Regions from separate parts of the Homo sapiens genome. Here region 1 is linked to region 2. A link is a loop called in an ENCODE intact Hi-C map of the cell type or tissue named here. Cell type or tissue: B cell. All regions are shown on one strand.

Region 1 (2,500 bases), 470 kb before region 2:
TGCCAGGAAGCACTCCGTGGGATGCAGAAAGCCATTTTTCTCCCTCTTGGGTCCAAATAAAATCTTTGAAGCCCAGTCCAAATCCATACCCAGGCTGCCACCCAGTGATAGAGTGTCCACGGGGCACTTTCTGCACCAGCCGTAATCAGTTCATTCATCAGACTTTCAAGCCGAAGAATAATTTCTGAAGATTCTTGGATTCCCAGTCCACTCTCACCCTGACTGGTCTGCGTCTGGGACTCCCAGGAAAAGCGCGGACTCAGGAAAGCACTTGGAGATTCTCTACTCTTTGCGTATCATCCACTCTACAAGGGGCATGAGCCCAGGTGGTGGAAGTCAAGCCAAAGCATCCCTTCAGCTTGAGGCCACCTACCTTCCTAACTCAGGAGCTGAGGCCAAGAGACTGGCCACCAGCATAACTCGGGAGGTCCCAGGGCACTGACTTAAGCCTAGGCATCTGGACAGCCAGTTTGCCCACAGCCACCTCATTGCATAAGAGCTATGCTCTCGATGAGAAATGTGCACCCCAGGGAGCAGATATGGGGGTGTGGCTGAGATTTGGCACTGGACTTCCAAAGCTGCAGGAGGTGTGGCTGGCACCTGTGGGCCCAGGACCCTCCCTGACACATGGGAGGCCTGTCTCCAGAGGCTCCTTATTCCCTCTTACAGGCCCTAAAAATAAAGCTACCAGGACACAGTTATTCTGGCCTCAGTGTTAAACAGAGCCCTGGGAAAGAAAGGGGCTCTCGAGTTTCATGGATGGGGTCAGAGGAGAGGGCAAGGACAAAAGGTGGTGGAGGCTTAGTGCCCAGGAATGGAGCTTCAGCTTTGGCTTTGAGGATACCAAGGCCACCAGCACAGAGAAGGTGGCCAGGGCCATGAGAAGTCCTTAAAAAGGAAGCACAATTCCACCAGCCAGAATGGGGTGACAAGTTTGGTCTGCATGTTATCCAGCCAGCATCAGCCTCAGCTCTGAAACTCCATGGAGTGCCTAGTGGACCAGATCCTAGCTGTCTTCCACCCCTCCACTACTACGGAATGATGGGCTAATTTGCTGACCTGGAAAGCTAATGCTATTCCCAAGCCCCTCAGGCACACACAGCATGCACATCCTCACCCAGCCAGCCCTAGCTCAAAATGTAATTCCAGTATTACAGATGATCCAGAAAGATCAGAAAGGGGGGATTATCGGAGAGCAAAGGTTGAGAAGGAAATGGTTAACCAGAGAGATGTCCAGTGAGTGAGGGATTTGAGGGCAGGGACCATATATCCTGAGTCTGCGTGCTTCGTGTAGAAGCTGCCACTGTGCCCTGCACATAGGAGACACTTAGTTAATTCTATTGATTGGTTGGCCACTGTCCCTAAGTTCTCCTGGGGTGGGAAGGAGAAATGTTACAGGATATAAACAAGATGTACAAAGCTGGCATCTGAGATTTGGTCACTAGAGGGCGCTCCAGGACAAGAGCTGGCTCCTGGGCAGCCCTCACCATGGCTAAGGGGTTTAGAGGGAGACAGTTTGGAGCTTGTTTGTTCGTTCAACATACGTCTACTGAACAGTTATTCCGTGTCAAACACTAAGTGCTATAAAGGATGCTAAACAATTGAGATGCAACTTATCTTTCATTAGAAAGATAACTGGCATAAGCAAAAAATAATGTATCCATATGTATCCACCTGTAGCTTCTCTTTATTAAATGCTGATGTGTTTAGTCTTTACACACCATCCCTGCCCCTATATCTGCATGGCTGACCCATCTTTCATGTCTTTGCTCAAATGTCACCTTCTCACTGAGCCTGCCCTTCCTACCTCATTTCAAAGCAAAGCGTGTTCCCTCATTACTCCACTTTTCCCATGTGCTTATAACCACCCAGAAGCCACGTAACTTATGCATCTATGATCTCATTGTTTGTGTCCCCCCAGGACATAAGTCCCATGACGACGGAGGGTCTGTTTGTGTTCACCAATGGACACAGTGCCTAGAACAGCATTTTGCACACAGCAAGTATGCAATGCATATTTTTAATGAGTAAGATAGGCAACAATTCTAATTAGCCCCAAGTCAATCAAGGAGCTAGGGATCAGCCAATGAGTTCTCCTATGGTTTAGGGAGTTTGGGTGAAGCAGGCCTCATGTACAGTAGGAGTCTTCCCAGTGGAGATAACATATCAGCTGGTCTTGAAGGACGAAGAACAGTCTGCAGGTTAGAGAAGGTGGAGTCATATCAGGCAAAGGAACAGCATGCACAGAGGCTCAGAGATGAGCCCTGCAGGGTGTTGAGTATGGCAGCCTTGGCAGAAGGACGGGTCAGATGTCCCTCCTGGTCTTCAGAGACCCCACCTCCTCCAGACAGCCGTTGTATGCTCTGGCCAGTCGGGCCCCAGCCATGACCAAGGCTTCTGGACAGTAGCTAGGCCGTGTCCCTCTGCCTGCTTTGCAGTTTCCCCTCGCTCCATGGTCCCGGAGTGTTTCACCCGCACTCCTTGCCATCTGGGGCTTGCT
Region 2 (2,500 bases):
CCAAAAAAAAAAAAAAAAAAAAGAAAGAAAGAAAGAAAGAAAGAGAAAAGAGAAAACTATAAAGCATTGTTTGTTTTGTTTGTTGGTTTGTTTTTTTAAAAAAAGGAGAATTATTACCAAGAGGTGATACCCAAGGTGAGAAGCCCTTCCTTCACCACGAGCAGTCATTGTTCAAGAGACTGGAGGAAGAAATTTCCTATTTGAGCCATTCTAGTATTGCAGGAGTTGCAAGAACATAGTGGCTGCTCCAGTTGGGCTCTGTAGAAGGAAACTGGCATGTATTCTGTGCCTACAGGGTGTCAGGTACTGGGTAAGATGTTTCACATTCATTGATACCTAAGTATATGCTGGGATGCAGAGTGAGCCTGTTTCTAGCAATTTCCATCCTAGCCCTGGACTGTAAATACATTGCTGGTCACTGAAATGCTCAGTATTAAAGTAATCTGTATAGCATATAAAACATCTGTGGGTCCAGTCTTACCCTCTAGTTACTGTGTCACATGGAGTTCTCTCCATTAATGGTTATGAGAAGAGGATAATATTAATAATGTTTTGGTTAATTAACTAATAGGGCAGATAACTAATAGTTAATTCTGTCTTCCAAAGGGACCAGCCAGCTTCACTCTGTCTCAGGTCAGATTAACTTATAAAATCTCAGCTTTCTTATATAAACATGAATTAGTCAAAAGACTAAGTCAAAGCTGGTCATGGTAGCTCATTCCTGTAATCATAGCGCTTTGGTAGGCCAAAGTGGAGGGATCACTTGAGATCAGGAGTTTAAGACCAGCCTGGGCAACATAGTGAGACCTGATCTCTACAAAAAAATTATAAAATTAGGCATTGTGGCGCGCCTGTCATCCCAGCTACTCAGGAGTCTGAGGTGAGAGAATCGCTTGAGCCCAGGAGTTCTGGGCTGCAGTGAGCTGTGATCCTGCCATTGTACTCCAGCCTGGGAGAAAGAGCAAGACCCTGTCTCTAAACAGAAAAACTTTTTTAAAGATTAAGTCAAAGTATTATGTAATATACTGTGTCTTTAACTATTTCCTAAACACCTGGGAAATTCTCAATTTCAAAACATAGGAGATTCAGAGAAAGAATTCCAGACCTGTATTTTATTATCCTTTGTTGGCAAGAGACCCTGACAACCAGATCACATGAGAAAACGCGCCATCTGGTGGTTGTAGTGGAGAGCTACGCCACAAGACAGCCAGATGAGGAAGAAAGGCCTGGATCAAAGACAAGTACCCTCAGGGCCACAACCCAGGACAATTCCTTCTGGAGGACATTTTAAAATGTCTTCAAAGGTCGGGCGGGGTGGCTAACGCCTGTAATCCCAGCACTTTGGAAGGCTGAGGCGGACCGATCACCAGGTCAGGAGATCGAGACCATCCTGGCTAATGCAGTGAAACCCCGTCTCTACTAAGGACATTTTAAAATGTCTTCAAAGGTCGGGCGGGGTGGCTAACGCCTGTAATCCCAGCACTTTGGAAGGCTGAGGCGGGCCGATCACCAGGTCAGGAGATCGAGACCATCCTGGCTAATGCAGTGAAACCCCGTCTCTACTAAAAATACCAAAAAAAAAAAAAAAAAAAAAATTAGCCAGGCGTGGTGGCATGCGCCTGTGGTCCCAGCTACTCGGGAGGCTGAGGCAGGAGAATCGCTTGAACCTGGGAGGTGGAGGTTGCAGTGAGCTGAGATTGCACCACTGCACTCCAGCTTGGGCAACAGAGTGAGACTTCTCAAAAAAATAATAATCATAAAATAAAATGTCTTCAAGGGCTGCCTGTGTGGACAGATGAGATGCTATTTCAGCTTAATAAATTAATATTCAATATATTAAAGTAACAAAAACATTACTTAAGCTTTTCAAAGTTCAGCTTATAGGCCAGGCGCGGTGGCTTGCACCTGTAATCCCAGCACTTTGGGAAGCCAAGGCGGGTAGATCACTTGAGGTCAGGAGTTCAAGACCAGCCTGGCCAAGATGTTGAAACCCCATCTCTACTAAAAATACAAAATCTTAGCTAGGAGTGGTGGTGCATGCCTGTAGTTCCAACTACTCAGGAGGCTGAGATGGGAGCATCGCTTGAACCCGGGAGGCAGAGGTTGCAGTGAGCCAAGATCACGCCACTGCACTCCAGCCTGGATGACAGAGAGAGACTCCGTCTCAATAGAAAAAAAAAAAAGTTCAGCTTATAAATCTTATTGTAAAAACCCAGCAAATATTAATGACTTCTAAGGGGTTTTGAATACCCCACTTAAAAACTTAAACTCCTTTAAACCCTTTCAAATATGTTTATACATTTAATATATTAAGTTACCTTTTGGGATTACTTCAATTGTCTGGCACAAAATACAAACAAAATAAAAGCAAACAAAATACTATTCTTTTTTCTTTCTTTTTCTTTTTCTTTTTTTTTTTTTTAATTTGAGACAGAGTTTTGCTCTTGTTGCCCAAGCTGGAGTGCAATGGTGCAATCTCAGCTCACTGCAACCTCCGCCT

The links. Hi-C counts contacts between places; a loop is a spot of excess contacts. Peaks named below come from ENCODE experiments on the same cell type or tissue, not always from the same donor. Only the 100,000 strongest peaks of a DNase experiment are listed, where the experiment ranks them.
Region 1: a loop joins it to region 2, with 33 times the contacts of the local background. A loop is called at or near these places in 2 of 110 quality-filtered maps.

What each region holds. Positions count from the first base shown.
Region 1 is chr1:110,495,129-110,497,628 of GRCh38, reverse strand. No RefSeq gene overlaps it. Among named protein-coding and RNA genes, the nearest start is that of CYMP-AS1, 6.1 kb to the right of the region's middle. In B cell, CTCF peaks have their summits at 1,245 and 1,446 (motif pointing right); a DNase peak (open chromatin) is centred at 1,468.
Region 2 is chr1:110,028,432-110,030,931 of GRCh38, reverse strand. No RefSeq gene overlaps it. Among named protein-coding and RNA genes, the nearest start is that of STRIP1, 4.9 kb to the left of the region's middle. In B cell, CTCF peaks have their summits at 955 and 1,158 (motif pointing left); a DNase peak (open chromatin) is centred at 1,181; H3K27ac peaks cover 422 bases.